Regions from separate parts of the Homo sapiens genome. Here region 2 is linked to region 1. The links are chromatin contacts, found by Hi-C or POLR2A ChIA-PET in ENCODE. All regions are on one chromosome and are shown on one strand. The core of a region is the stretch at or near the end of the contact, and the rest is flanking DNA. Distances in the headings are between cores, read along the strand shown.

The links. Hi-C counts contacts between places; a loop is a spot of excess contacts on that map. ChIA-PET counts read pairs that join two places held with the same protein, here RNA polymerase II (POLR2A). Pooled maps may share reads with other maps.
Region 2: a loop to region 1 is called in a pooled map, with 5 times the contacts of the local background. The contact joins two enhancer-like sites. A Hi-C loop is called at or near these places in 1 of 168 maps with a recorded cell type or tissue (CD4-positive, alpha-beta memory T cell), 1 of 37 single-sample maps with no recorded cell type and 7 of 50 pooled maps. POLR2A ChIA-PET finds 5 or more read pairs at or near these places in 4 of 52 experiments (CD4-positive, alpha-beta T cell, HepG2, IMR-90 and 1 more).

What each region holds. Positions count from the first base shown.
Region 1 is chr20:5,766,583-5,774,515 of GRCh38, reverse strand. It overlaps SHLD1 (shieldin complex subunit 1), which reads right to left. Exons shown (of 3, transcript NM_152504.4): 2 at 1,473-1,654. The coding sequence starts at 1,650. Among named protein-coding and RNA genes, the nearest start is that of SHLD1, 20 kb to the right of the region's middle. Within about 2 kb of position 4,180, at least 4 of the 41 ENCODE cell types and tissues checked have a DNase peak (open chromatin) inside an H3K27ac peak, as active enhancers do.
Region 2 is chr20:5,839,913-5,847,845 of GRCh38, reverse strand. All of the region lies in intron 2 of SHLD1 (shieldin complex subunit 1), which reads right to left. Among named protein-coding and RNA genes, the nearest start is that of CHGB, 68 kb to the left of the region's middle. RefSeq lists an enhancer at 3,460-3,529. Within about 2 kb of position 4,690, at least 4 of the 41 ENCODE cell types and tissues checked have a DNase peak (open chromatin) inside an H3K27ac peak, as active enhancers do.

The sequences.
Region 1 (7,933 bases), core at 2,931-5,430:
TTCTCTATAAATTACCCAGTCTCAGGTATCTCTTTATAGCAGTGTGAGAATGAACTAACACAGTCAGGTACTAAATTAAACAGGAGACTTACTGATCCTGATTACTCTGTGTCCTGAAAATCAGCAGAGAATCCCAAACATATTTCTCCATAGAATTCTTGAAGGCAATGACAGTTACACATCCTACCTGTAGTCATCACTGAATTCATCATCATTAAAGCCTACATTTGCTTAGTACCCACAATGAGTTCTTTCTAAAAATATATATTTGGATTTGTTTTTTGTTGTTGTTTGTTTTTTGTTTTTTGTTTTGAGACAGAGTTTTGCTCTTTCGCTCAGACTGGAGTGAAGTGGCACGATCTCAGCTCACTGCAACCTCCACCTTCCGGGTTCAAGCGATTCTCCTGCTTCAGCCTCCCGAGTAGCTGGTATTACAGGCGCCCGCCACCACACCTGGCTAATTTTTGTATTTTTAGTAGAGACAGGGTTTCACCATGTTGGCCAGGCTGGTCTTGAACTCCTGACCTTAGGTGATCCACCCGCCTCGGCCTCCCAAAGTGTTAGGATTACAGGTGTGAGCTACCACACCCGGCCATTTGGATTTCTTAATATTAACGACAACAACATTGACTGAGCACCCATCGATGGCAGAAAAACCATGCTAAGTATCTTACAGGTTTACCTTAAGCTAAACCTGACTGGGTGGAGCAAGCATTCTGATCACCATTTTGTAGACGACTCTGGAGCTCAGAGGGGTTAAGGAACACGCCCCAAGTCACATAGCCAGCAAGTGGCAGAGCTGAACTTTAAATCCAGGTCTGTGTGATAAACCCAGGGGATTAACCAAAACTAACAAGAAATAAATGAATAAATAAATAAATCCAGGTCTGCGGGCCTCCAGACTCAGATCAGGTAATTAATATGAAAGAGAGGGCTTTACCACTAAAGACGGCCACTACCTACATCAGGGAATTATCATTAGTTTAAATAATAGATGTTTCGGCAATCTAGTCAGGAAACCTTGTAGAAAGGTTGTTACTTAAATCCACAGCATACTTCATACAAGGAATGCTAAAGTCTCTATTTTTATTACTCATCACACATAACAGGCCCACATTGCTATTTTCTGAAGTTTTAAAAGAACAAAACAAAAAAAAATTCCACTCTCTCTTTGTTGAACCAAATATTCCCCTGCTTCTGAATTCATTTTGAGGGAGATTAGAAAGAGACCTGAGATTAACAGCAACAATAACAAAAAGACATCCAGGAAACAGCTCCTTGTCATTGCTGTGCCAGGTAAGCTGTCCTTTGAAGTTCCTCCTGAAAGCTTTGCTTAGGTAAGATGTTTTTCTGCCTAAGACAATGAAGCATTCTCAGAGATCTGCTATTGGAAGAGAGAGAAACAAACTATCACACACCCGTATTGCTGCTAGTTGTTTTTAAGTTAGTTTGTTTTAAACTCTGCTTATTACCTGGATCCACATCAGAAGAATAAGGAAAAGAATGGAATTCCAAAGAACTGAAAGCCTCGCTGTTGGCTTCTTGGCTGGGTCCCTGCAGGACGTAATCTCTTATGTCACACGCTGATGGCAGGTCCAAAGCACTGCTCTCCTCTGACAGGCTGCCTGAAGTGGCGTCCCTGGCTGCCATAGTCCTGCCATGGAAAAAAGAAAACAATTCAGTACAAAAGGCACCACATAGCAGGATCCTTCATTGGAGACAGAGCTTGAAGAATTTTATTTGTTTTTTATTTTTATTTTTATTTTTGTAGAGATCAGGTCTCACTAAGTTGCCCAGGCTGGTCTTGAACTCCTGGGCTCAAGCAATCCTCCCACCTCAGCCTCCCAAAGTGATGGGATTATAGGTGTGAGCCACCATACCCACCCAAAAAATTTTAAAGGTCAAACAACAGTGAAATCAGAATGATTTACAGTAGTCCCCCCTTATGTGCGATTTTGCTCTCTGCAGTTTCAGTTGATCTCACCCAACTGTGGTTCAAAAATATTACATGGAAAACTCCAGAAATAAACAATTCATAAATTTCAAATTGTGCACCATTCTGAGTATTGTAATGAAATCTCATGCTGTCCCACTCCATCCCACCTGGGACATTAATTACCCCTGTCCAGCGTATCTGAACTGTACATGCTACCTGCCCCTTAGTCATTCAGTAGCCTTTTCAGTTACCAGATGGACTGTTGTGGTATCACAGTGCTTGTGTTCAAGTAACCCTTATTTTACTTATTAATGGCCCCAAAACACAAGAGTAGTGATGCCAGCAAGTCAGATATGCCAAAGATAGGCCACAAAATACTTTCTTTAGGCAAAAAGGTAAAAGTTGGCCAGGCACACTGGCTCATACCTGTAATCCCAGCACTTTGGGAGGCTGAGGTGGGTGGATCACCTGAGGTCAGGAGTTCAAGACCAGCCTGGCCAACATGGTGAAACCCTGTCTCTACTACAAATACAAAAATTTAGCCAGGCTTGGTGGTGGGTGCCTGTAATCCCAGCTACTTGGGAGTCAGAGGCAAGAGAATCCCTTGAACTTGCGAAGCGGAGGTTGCAGTGAGCGGAGACCGTGCTATTGCACTCCAGCCTGGGCAACAAGAGCAAACCTCCATCTCAAAAAAAAAAAAAAAAAAAAAAAAAAAAGGTAAAAGTTCTCAACTCAATAAGCAAAGAAAAAAATCATATGCCTAGGCTACTAAGATCTACTGTAACAATGAATCTTCTATCCGTGAAATTGTGAAGAAGGAAAAAGAAATTCATGTTAGTCTTGCTGACACACCTCAAACTGCAAAAGTTATAGCCACACGGAGGTTGTAGTGAGCCGAGATTGCACCACTGCACTCCAGCCTGGGCTACAGAGCAAGACTCTGTCTCAAAAAAAAAAAAAAGTTATGGAGTTATGGCCACAGTACATAAGTGCTTAGTTAAGATGAAAAAGGCCTTACATTTGTGCGTGGAAGATATGAACAGAAAGGTGTTCTGATAGCAGTGTGTTGTACCAGAAAGCACAGAACCTACACAAAGACATCAGCAAGGATCCCCTGAAACAAGTGACACCAAGCCATTTACTGCAAGTAAGGGACAGTTACACAGATTCAAGAATAGGTTTGGGCTGAAAAGCATAAAAATTACTAAAAAGGTTGCATTTGCCAGTGAAGAAGCTGCTGCAACATTTTTAGCAGACTTGAAGAAGTAGATTAAGGAGAAAAGATACCATACACAGCAAGTCTTCAATTGCAATAAAACTGGCCTCTTCTGGAAGAAGATGACCAATAGAACCTACATTCATAAAAGTGCAAAGGAAGCACCAGGGCATAAAGCATGAAAAGACTGGAAAGTACCAGATTAACTCTGGTACTCTGTGGCAACGCTGCAGGGCATATGATAAAGCTAAGCATAGTGTACAGAGCAAAGAACCCATGTGCTCTCAAAAGCAAAACCAAAAATTATTTATGCTTGTGTTCTAGCCATATAATCAGAAAGTATGGGTGACAGCTGTCTTGTTTATAGAGTGGTTCCACCAATGTATCAATGGTTCCCAGAAGTGAAAAAATATTTGAAAGAGGAAGGGCTGGAATTTAAGGACCTATTAATAATAGATAATGTACCTAACCATCCTGAATCTGTTTGCCATGAAAATGAAAATGCTGAGGTTGTATTTTTACCTGCAAATACAACCTTTTGCTTCAGCCGCTTGACTAGGACATCATTCATTTTCTCAAGGCCACATACATCTGCCTGGTATTTGATCACATTCAACAGCAATGGATGCAGACCCTAAACTGGAAATAATGTAGTGCTGGAAATCATTCACTATTGCTGATGCAATAGCACTCATCAAGTTGCAATGGATGAATTAAACCACAAACCAAATGCCTGCTGGAAGGACTGATGGAGTGGAAGTTGTGAATGATTTTAAAGGCTTGCCTGAAATTGATAGATGAATTAGGAAAATCATCCATGCAACAAGACAAGTTGATGGAGAAGGATTTGCTGATATGCTTGATGAAATAGAAGGACATACTGAAGGCCTTTGAGAAGTGTTAGCAAATGAGGAACTGGAAGAACTTTCATGTCCTCCACAGAGGAAGAGGAAGATGAAGAAAAAACTAAACCAGAACCAGCCATGTGGACATTACTAAAATTTGCTGAAGTGTTTCAAACTGCACTGACATTAAAGCACAAAATTATGGCATATGATCCTCAGATGGAATGCAGCTTAAAATCGCCTACAACTTCGCAGCAACACTTTTGAGTTAGAGAAAGGCAACAACCTCTGATTAGAATGTTCTTCCAAAAGTTTTCATCAAAAAACACTATCAAGGATCCCCAAGCATTGAGATCTTCATGGCTCAATGATCCAGTATTGCCTGAAGCAGAGGATCCTCCTTCTGATGTAACCTCAGAAAGTCAATAGTAGCCGAACACTAACAGTGCCTGCGCCATTCACCTCTCTTCATCTCATCACATAGGTAATTCCTTTTTTTTTTTTTTTTTTTTTTGAGAAGGAGTTTCACTCTTGTTGCCCAGGCTGGAGTGCAATGGCACAATCTCGGCTCACTGCAACCTCCGCCTCCTGGGTTCAAGCGATTCTCCTGCCTCAGCCTCCCAAGCAGCTGGGATTACAGGCATGTGCCACCACACCTGGCTAATTTTTGTATTTTTAGTAGAGACGGAGTTTTGCCATGTTGGCCAGGCTGGTCTCGAACCCCTGACCTCAGATGATCCACCCGTCTCAGCCTCCCAAAGTGCTGGGATTACAGGTGTGAGCCACAGTGCTCAGCCACGTAGGCATTTCATCATCTCACATCACCACAAAAAGAAGGGTGACTATAGTACAATAAGATATTTTGAGAGAGAGACCACATTCACATAACTTATATTACAGTATATTTTAATAACTGTTCTATTATTAGTTTTGTTGTTCATCTCCTACTGTGCCTAATTTATAAATTAACCTTTATCATAGGTATGTATATATGCATAGGAAAAAACGTAGTACATATTGGGTTCAGTACCATCTGCCATTTCGGGTATCCCCTGGGGGGTCCGTAGTCCACCTCAAGGGTAAGGCAGGACTGCTGTACTTTCCCCTGCTATTGATGGTCTTTAACTCAGTATTTGTTTACCCTGTTTTCTTCATCATGAGAAAGAATTGCTCTCAGCAGAGAAGAAACATTAATAATTTCAGCTGGAAAATAAACTGCATGTCAGAAAAGGGAATGGTTCAATCAGAGAGCACTCTCTCAATGAAATACCACACAGCACCATAACTCAAGGCCTACAAGAATATTTGATAAGGCTGGGTGCAGTGGCTCACGCCTGTAATTCCAGCACTTTGCGGGGCCGAGGCAGAAGCATCTCTTGAGCCCAGGAGTTGAAGACCAGCCTGGGCAACATAGCAAGACCCAATTTTTACAAAAAATTTTAAAAATTAGCCAAGTATGGTGGCATGTGCCTATAGTCCCAGCTACTCAGGAGGCAGAGTTGGGAGGATCACTTGAGCCTGGGAGGTCAAGGCTGCAGTGAGCTGTGATTGTGCCAATGCACTCCAGCCCAAACGAGAGTGAGACCTGTGTCTTACCAAAAAAAAAAAAAAAAACAATTACATGAGAAGAACTGTCCATGATACGTTAAATGTGGTGAGCATAGCCGCCTTCCAAGCAGTTGACCTGGGCTTGATTCCCAGCCAATGTGCCCACGTGCATACACACACATGATATATTCAATGTAAAAAGGTTCTAAAACATTAAGTAGGGTTTGATCCAGATTATATAAAATAAAATGCCATGTGTAAGATGTATGTGTAAGAAATATAGATAGATAAAGCTAGGAGGAAAAATGTCTAGAAGGGTATATCCAGTGAATTAATTTCACTAGTTATCTGGGTAATATGATTACAGGTGATTTGCATTTTCCTCTACGGACCAAACATGCAGTCAGTCAATTATTTAATGTGACAGGCCTGGTGCCAGGCACTGGGAACACAAAGGTGAATGTCACAGACCCTTCCCTCCTAGTTTGGAGTGACCCAAACACAGACACATACCTTGTTAACACAGTGAGTCAAGACAGAAGAGCCCAGAAGGGGCAGGAGGCTTTCTGGAAGAGGTTCTCCCCAAGCGTGGGGCAGGCCAGCCATGGCTAGGGGAAAGTGTGCACTCAGGAAGAACCAGCTCGGACAAGCACAGTGCCACAGCGTATCAGGGGTTTAAAGTGAGTGTCAAGAATTGGCTGGGCGTTGTGGCTCAAGTGCTGTAATCCCAGCACTTTGGGAGGCCAAGGCGGGTGGATCACCTGAGGTCAGCAGTTTCAGACCAGTCTGGCCAACATGGTGAAACCTCTTCTCTACTAAAACTATAAAATTAGCTGGGCATGGTGGCACACACCTGTAATCCCAGCTACTTGGGAGGTTGAGGCCCAAGAATTGCTTGAACCCGGGAGGCAGAGGTCGCAGTGAGCCGAGATCACACCACTGCACTCCAGCCTGGGTGAAAAAGCAAGACTCTGTCTCAAAAAAAAAAAAAAAAAGAATTCGTCACTCAGTGAGTAAACGGGAAAGGACAAACTCTGTGGTCTCAGCTGGATGGCTACAGAGCCCTTCTCCTCCTGTAGCCAGCTCTGGGAAGGCCTGGCTGCTATCAGCAACTTGGATACAAAGACTCTTTAATTAAGCTCTGGAAACCTCCAAGGTGGCTTAGTGGATTCAGCATTTGGACATTACACTAGGTGTTCCCTACCCCTCCATTACTCTCTGACTCATAAGTTGCTGTCATCAATAACTCTTATGATAGCTGGCACCAGGTGTCATGAGTGCCATGGGCACATGCAGAGCAGTTATCAGGTCAGATCTGCAGATTTGACAGCTGGGTAGCAGGTGGACTTGTCGCACTTAAGCCTGGTGGCAGGCAATCTCATGAACAAGAATTCATTCGCCTGCAGTGGTCCGGGTGGGAAAGGAAGAGCACATGAATGAGGTCAGGGACCCACGGGTCAAGAATAGATTCAGAGAGATTAAGAATAGATTTACTAACTGAAATGAGAGTAGAACTTAATAAATGAATAAAGAGGCCAGGCGCGGTGGCTGATACCTGTAATCCCACCACTTTGGGAGGCTGAGGCAGGAGGATTGCTGCTCAAGAATTTGAGACCAGCCTGGGCAACATAGCAAGACCTTGTATCTATTAAAAATTTAAAAAATACATGTTAGCCAGGCAGAGTGGTGCATGCCTGTAGTCCCAGCAACTCGGGAGGCTGAGATGGGATGATCACTTGAGCCAGGCAGTTGGGGATACAGTGATGCGAGATTGTGCCACTGCACTCCAGCTTGGGTGACAGAGCGAGACTCTGTCTCAAAAAGAAAAGAAAAGAAAAGAAAAGAAAATGTGAATGGAGAAATGTGTTAAAGAGGAGCTGAGAGTCAACAAGGAGAGACAGTTTCGGTGACTGGGTTTTTTATTAACTGGGTTAGAGGTGACAGGAAAAGAAACAGTTTTCAGAGGAGGCAATATCCAAATTATGGCATCCTATGCAGCTGTTAAAACGACAGTCAGAACTTCAAAGATCTCAAAAACATATGTTTGCATGAAAGAAGTAATTTCAGACTGGGCATGGTGGCTCAAGCCTGTAATCCTAGCACTTTGGGAGGCAGAAGTGGGAGGACTGCTTGAGGCCAAGAGTTCAAGACCAACCTGGCCAACATAGCCAGACCCTGACGCTATAAGAAGAGAAAAAATATAATTAATTTTAAAAAGAAGTAATTTCAGAATAACATGAGCAGTGTAATCATAAGAGTAGTTCCCATTTATTGAATGCTTGTTAGAGGCCAGGCATTGTGCTAAGAGCTTCATCTGTCACAACCCTATGAGGCAGGTAATCCTATCAGTACCCTCTTTAACAGTCAGACTCAGACACAGAGAGTAGT
Region 2 (7,933 bases), core at 3,441-5,940, 73 kb before region 1:
CGACTTGACTAGATCCTGCCAAATTGCTCTCCAAAATGGTTGTAGAATAACAATCACACCCCCACCAGCAGTGTTTGGGTTTTCCTGTTTCTCCACATCTTTGCCAAATTCTGATATTGTCAGACACTAAAGTTGTATCTCCAATTTGGGTTTCCATTTCCCTGACAACTTCTATGGCGGAGCTGCTTTTCATACAGTTAGGGGCCACTTGTGTTTCCTTTTCTGTGAACTGCTTATTCATATTATTGACCATGTTCCTACTTTTTTTCACTCTCTCTTTTTATCTTATTTCTTTTTAATGGCATACAAAATGAATTACACAGAAAACATTTTTGTCTGATTTCTCTGATTAATCTCACAATTAGATTATTTCCGTCTCTTACATGGAAAGCGATAAAAAGAAGGTGAGGGTGAAACAAGGACCTCCGGAGAAGCCACAGGGTTTGTTTTTGTTTTCTCAAGCAAAACAACCCTCACGGCATCGGCTTATCACTACCAAAGGTGATACTGGTTTTCTATTCTATTTAATAAAGAAGTCATGTACCAAGCTGGATCCAAGAGCAGGGAAAATATCCAGCTCTACTGTGTCTTATTTTCCAGATGAGAAAATTGAGACCAAGACCAAGTCTCCAGGATCACTGGAAGAAGGGGTTGGCAATTAGAACACAGAAAAGGTCTATCTGCTCATTAATTTTCTTCATTAATATGATCTTCATACCAAGATATGCAATAATTAACAACAAAGAAAAAAAAAACCCTAATATGATCTTCATATGGCTATCATTTGACGTCATTAGAACAAGTGCTGGTGATGATGGGCCGAGCAGGGGAGTTCGAGGGCTTCCCTAAAGGATTCAGATAATAAAAATTTAGGAACTACCGGCTTACAGCATAAAAATGATTAATAATCCTCTGTCTTCTTTTCCATGAAACTGAGGCTTACCCCGAGGCTTGTTTTAAAACAGCGTGGTTTTGCATTTTGCAATAAAGAAATAACCAAGTTAAAGGATCGGAACCTAACACTTTATAGCTAGAAAAGCCATGGGGAATTATCTGGATCAACTCTCCCACTTTCTGGACCTTGCAGCTTCAGCTGGAATAAATCTATGGTTCCCCCGATCCCGTCCACGTGTGGGGAACAGCTCTCAGGAGGCAAAGCTGTCAGACAAGAGAACCAGGGAGGCAATTTCCTTCAGGAGCCATTTGGAGCCAGGAGCTTCACTGAAACACTTAAAACAATCATTCAGGGATGTTTTTCCCCAGTGGTTTTTAAACTTTCATTTCACACACGAGGTTTCAGTAGATTTGTTTCATATCCTTGCCTAGATGGTAAGCAGCACTTGTGAGTAGAAAGGAAAAGCAATTGAGTTGGATCTTGGTTGCTATGGCAACATTGCTATTTTGATTACGACTGTTTACTGCGGCCAAGTCACATTAAATGTGAGCAGCTAATTAAGATGATGCTTCAAACGTCAACCTTACGCGTAAGAAAAATATAAGCACTTTAAAAATGACACCAGAGGGTTGCTTGATACATACATATTCAGCAGAGAGATAATTCCCCGTTTCCTGGGGAAGCAGAAACCTGATCCTTTTTCCTTCAAGAGGAGATTGTGGGCCTCCCACAATCTGTCCAAATCAACAAGTCAATATTTGGTAGTTCTTAGATTTAAAGAGAAACAGAACAAGATTTCTATCAAAACAGAGCCAGTTTCAGTGTTGACATTTGCAATAAGCCTTTCCCAGAGAAGGTAACATCTGTAATAGATGAGGAAAGTCTGGCGTTTTTCCATATGCCATAGAAGTTTTGTTAGATGTGGATTTTTGTAAACAGATTTCATTCCATATCAAGTCGACATTAAGTATATCTATGAAGTCAGAGAATGGATTGTAAACAAACACACTAGAATGTACTGATACAGCCGAGCACTTCCCCTTTAAAGTAATCACCCCAAGGGCCGAGCTCTTATTTGTAAAATGACATCGCTGAGAACCTGTTGGAGCCCCTTAGGAGTCATCTTCACTCCCTCTGGAAGCTTCTTATGAATGTCCTCATTGGTGACAAATCTCCATCCTCAGGGGACAGAATCTCCTTTTTAGAAACTGTTAAGAGGCATGAGGAGTGAAATCTGTAAATAATGTAGGTGATCAAGCAGGATAACATGGCCTGGGGTGAAAGGCAAGGTTTGTCTACAAAAGAAAATTGATTTTCTTATGTTACACATGCTGGTTCTCAAAGCAGTTTTCGCAAAGGTATTCTAACATCAGTTCTGTGCAATGCAGGCAACACAGTTTTACTTTCAAATATGTTACCTTGTAAGGTAGACTTAAGTTCTGGCCTTTGCAAAAGTTCATTGCCATAGATCAGAAATCTGGTTTTGTCCTAAGAGAAGAGATGTCTGTGAGCATGGACTTGGGAAGAAGCCTTGAGTTTGAGTCCTAGCAAGTCCTTTACTGGCTATGAGATCCTGGGCAAGTTACTTCACATCTCTGAATCTCCATGTCCTCATCTATAAGATGGGGTTAGTAACAGCTCCTACCTCATAGGGCTCTTGTAAGGATTAAATGATTTATTAGCAGGAAGCCCAGCACATGCTAAGTGCTCAATAAATAAAAGATACTTTATAATTAGTACCTTAGTAACAAGAATAGTACCCACAGCAGAGTTGTTAGAGTATTAAGGTACTTGTTCTTTAACGTCTGGGATTTTTCAAAGTGAATAGTGAATGCTTCTATTAATATATGTCTGGCTGGGCACGGTGGCTCATGCCTGTAAGCTCACCATTTTGGGAGGCCGAGGCAGGTGGATCACCTGAGGTCAGGAGTTTGAGACCAGCCTGGCCAACGTGGTGAAACCCCATCTCTACTAAAAATACAAAAAATATTAGCCAGGCATGGTGGCGTGCACCTGTAGTCCCAGCTACTCGGGAGGCTGAGGCACAAGAATCATTTGAACCCAGGAGGCGGAGGTTGCAGTGAACCGAGATCGCACTACTACACTCCAGCCTAGGCGACAGAGTGAGACTGTGTCTCAAAAAAAAAAAAATATATATATATATATATATATATATATATGTCTACTACACAGTGATAGATATTATATCAAAAGGAAACTCCAGACAAACAAGCATTTATTTGTAACTGTAACTGGAAGGAACATCAGCCTTACCAATAGCTACTGCCCCATCCTGGCATTAGAGTTGAAGGGATGAATCATAGTGAACATTACCCATCTCACAGCAGGAGGACTATGATTATACAGAGGTCCCTGGTGCACCCTCTGCAAAGTAAACATGATCCTAGTGTGGGCAGAAACAGCAGGTGCCTCAGTGTGTGGGAGTGTCAAACACAGAAGCCCAGGCTGGTAGAGCCCTCCAGCCATCCCCAAACACATCCCTCTAAGGGGGACCTGCACCAGGATGTGGGTGGGACTGAAATGACTCAACCTCCAGAGAGCCTGATGGTGGCAGTGGTTTTTGTAAGTTGATGACAGCTATTAATCAAGCAAAGAGCTTCAGGAAAAGTTTGAGTTAGTAAATACACTGAAGAAGAGAAACAGGCAGCATTAAAAATAAAACAAAAAATTGTGAAAATAGGCAGAGAAGATCTAGAGTTCACAGAATGACTGCTGGCTGAGTCAGAATCACAGCGCTGAATTAAACGGGCAAGACAAGAAGGAAACACCATGAGATCAGTTATAGGAGATCACTCTCAACACCCATGCCTCCCATTTACACTTGAATTTAAGGAGAGCAAAGCTTTGAGCCTTCTCTCCTGAAGCACATAACATTGGAGAACACAGAAAACTCAAAGAAACTGGAAAAAAGCCACAAAATCTAAAATTTGCGTGATACAACTTACGCAGAAAAGGAATATAGACAGAAGACAAGTGAAAACTGAGGCTAAGTGACAGAGAAAGATGGGTTTGGGATGCATTTGTGTTGGGAAATTTTCTAACATGAGTTATTAAGGGCTAGAAGTGAGGAATACATGGAATTGAATTTCCACCTTCGCGAGGATACCTCTAGTGTGGTCACAGAAATAGTTACTTATTTTTGACAAAAGAATATGGTAGACAAGATATTCTGAAAATCCTTCCTGTTACCAAACATCTAAAACTGTTGGATAAAATATTTTTGAAAAATCTTTTAAAATGTTTGACTGAGCTGGTAACAAAGCAAGGAAAGCCTGTACAGACCAAAAGCAAAATGAGAATAGAAGTTCTGAGAGGTCTGCAAACCCTGAGCTGGTGTCTAGACCTAGCATGTCAGCTTCAACGTCCACACAGGGTTCAGGACACAAAGCCTAGGGCCATGGCAAGGTGGGGGTGCTTAACAAGAAATCACCACATAAAGCTGAGAGCCCTGAAGTTACGCCACCAGAGAAAAAGTGAACTAGAGAACAAAATACGCCTTGTAAAAGGTTATAGTAAAACAAAACAAACAAAAACTTGTCTTGGCCTTGGCTCTGGGTAGAGAGAGAGAGAAAAAAAAGAAATATCTGCCCCAAGATTTAACCTGATAAAAGAAAATAAAAGGAAAAAAAAAAAAGAAAAAAACAATTGATCATGAGCCAGAACTCACATGTGTTTGTGCTCAAATTGAAACTATTTTTGTGGTCTAAAAACCTCTAAGCCAGCTATTTATTTTAATATGGTTCCAGACTGACATGCCCTCATATGTCTAGTGAAAGCAAGCGTAAACCTTAGAGGGATGTACTTTCAACCAAACACCAAAAGAAACCGTCCACACAGAGTTCCATTGAACATGAGCTCAAAATGCACAGGGAAAAAACAAATCTACCTTTACCGAGTGGGAGTAAGCAAAGTGAGCCAGCAAACAAGGCCCATGGTGGCTTCAGATATTGGCGTTAACACAATCAGGATATAAGGCAAATATGCTTAATATGTTAAAGAAATAAAATGGGAAGTTGAAAGTTTGAGTTAGGAACAAGAGACTACAAAAAATGAACAGGTAAATGAGAAAAATAAACAAAAAGCACAATGAGAAAATGTTAAATTACAGAAAAAGAAAAAATATAGTAATAGGTATTTATACCTCAGCAAATAGGTAAAACAAGACTAGAGTCCAGTGGAAAGATAATTAGAAAATAGAAATCAGAGTTGAAGATATTACTTACAATTTAGCATAGAGAGAGAGATAGAGAAAAAAATAAGAGATATGGAAGTCAAAGTGAGATGGTCCAACATGCATGTAATTGGAATTTCAGAAAGAGCTAACAGAGAGAACGAAGGAAAGGCAATGCACAATGAGACAACGAGTTAATGGGTGGGAATTTCTCAGAACTGATAAAGCACAAATCCTCAAATTTATTAATCACAATGTTCTGTAAACAAGAAGGCAATGAAACAAGACCTTCAAAGTTCCAAGAAAATAATTACCAACTTAGGGACGTGCAGGCAATGGTGAAGGAGTTAAGACATCAGTCTCTTAACTGGCCAGATCGACCAAAATAATAAATGTCATACCCAGATTGCCCTTATATCCAAAGCTCATTTTCTAAAAGTGCTTGAAATAGACAATATTCTTACCACTTAGGCTGATGTACAGAAATTTTATCTGAAGGTAGAGGAAGGAGCTACATACAATTTCAAGGTTTTCTATTCCTTTAGTGACACATCTATTTAATTCACCAAGGTAGTCCAGCTATCCTTGAAACAGTATTCCAATGCTAGACTCTGATCTCAAATCACACGTGATCATCTTAAAAGTATACAGTTCATCTCCACTCTATATTTTGTTTCTGAAAGTTTCATTCCATAATAAGCCAGTTATGCAAAATCATTCAACTTCAAAGTTGTTCTAGGTTGGTTTTATAAAAATTGTAAAGGCTATTAATGTTTTGTAGACAATGTTCTCTTTCTCCATAGTCAACTATTTCCATTTGCTTTTTAAGTAACTTTATCTTCCTAACTCAGCTCATGCGTGCTGCTCTAATAGCCTCTGCATTGCACTACTGAGTGTGCAGCCATTGGCCCACAGACAAAGATATCTATTCCAAACACTCTTTTGGAAAAAAGGGAAAATAATTATTTCTACTCTTTCATGATATTCACTCTTTGAAGAGATCATGAGAAAGAAGCTGTTTAAGCTTCAAGAAAGCAGTTAAATGTACTTTTAGTCAATAAATTATGCCAATCATAAGATAAACAGAGGCAGAAATTATGAGTCATGGAGTTATTACTGATAACATTTACTGCCTTATTAACATTTTAGAATTTTCTGTTATCTAAGGTTCTCCATAAATTTCATTTCACATATAAATGCATAAACCTAAAAAGGAATACAAATTTGAAGGATGCTATGAAGAAGAAAAAGAAATGAAAAATAACCTAATTATACTGGTCATTCTGGATGACTAAATTTTTTTGACCTCTAAGTGGCAAAACCTCAAATGCATTTGAAGCTTTAGCTCCTAATGGGGCCCCCAAAACACCCATGCACACAATAAATCTTTCATGCAAATTTCTGTTTTTCTATATTTTGATCTAGGTAGTGGTTATGTGGGTATACACCCACATATATAAAAATTCACCAAACTGTAACACATAAGATTTATGTACTTTACTATATGTAAATGGTATTCCAATTAAAAAAATATTTATGTATACATATGCATGTGCACACACACACACACACACACACACACACACACTCGCTATTTTCAGTAAGTTATGGATGTGGCATAGAAATTAAGTTTTTTCAAAAAGATTCCTAGATGGTTCTAATTGGTAACCACTATCCTAAGGCTACTGAAACATGCCTTGACAAGACATTCACTAAATATTTGTTTCAGTGAATGAATAAATGAATGAATGAATGAACAAAGAAACTAATAAATATCTTTTATTTATGGTTGTAGGTGTTCCATTGACTAAGGCCAGAACAAGCCCTAAGAATATTAAAAAAAAGAAATAGCAATCCAGATAATGTTCTAAGCACTTTAAATGCCTTACCTTATTACAACTCACAAAAGCCCTATTAGGTAAGTTGATTCTTCTGGGTTTTTAGTTACAACCAACATAAATCACTTTGGCTGCTTCAAGCAAAAAGACATATTAAGGAACACATAGTTGACATCATTGTTAGGAGAGCTGCAGAAATGGACTTTAGGCCTAGCTTTTAGGAATTACTTCTTAAACCATTCAGCAGAAATGAACGGCCAAAGGGGCTGTTGCCTTGATCACTATTAAGAACCTAAAGAATTAGGAAGCTGCCGGTTCAGATGTTGCTCCAAACTAACAACTGGAAGCTTCCCAATAAAAAAGCTGACTGTTAAATCAGGACGCTATCACTACAGCGACTAGTTCCAGAACGATGCTGCCTCTGCCACTATCCATACCAGCAAAAAATGAAGGTCCTATGTCCCATCTCTCATCCCACACAATCTAGATCTGAATTCAAAGGTTTATGGAAATGCATTTAGTTAACAAACCCTGAACAGTAGCTTTGAGGGATTCTGGAAATGGAAAGTTTCCATTCTCTGTCAGATGAAAAAAAAAATCAAGCTAAAAGGGGATTGGAATAGGTATTGAGTGGACTAATCAACAGATTCACAAATTATGAAACTGAGGCACAGAGATTACGAAACTTGTTCAAAGGCATGCAGCTAGCTAGTTAAGTGGCAGAGCCAGGATTCAAACTCAAGAAGTATGGCTCCAAAGACTAATAAAGCATGCAAGAAAATAACAATATGGTGAACAGGCAAGCTCATGGGGATGAAGTCTCTAGTCATACATACTTTTGCTCATAAATAGCAACTTCTAATTTACTGTACTCAATTATCCTGCTATTACCTCTAGGAATTAAAAGTCTCACAGTTTCTCATCTTCAAAATGCAAACAGATGTCATTAATTTACTTGAGCATTTTATTCTGGTCTAGAAAGTGTTCTCAAGTATTGTGGGGGCGCAG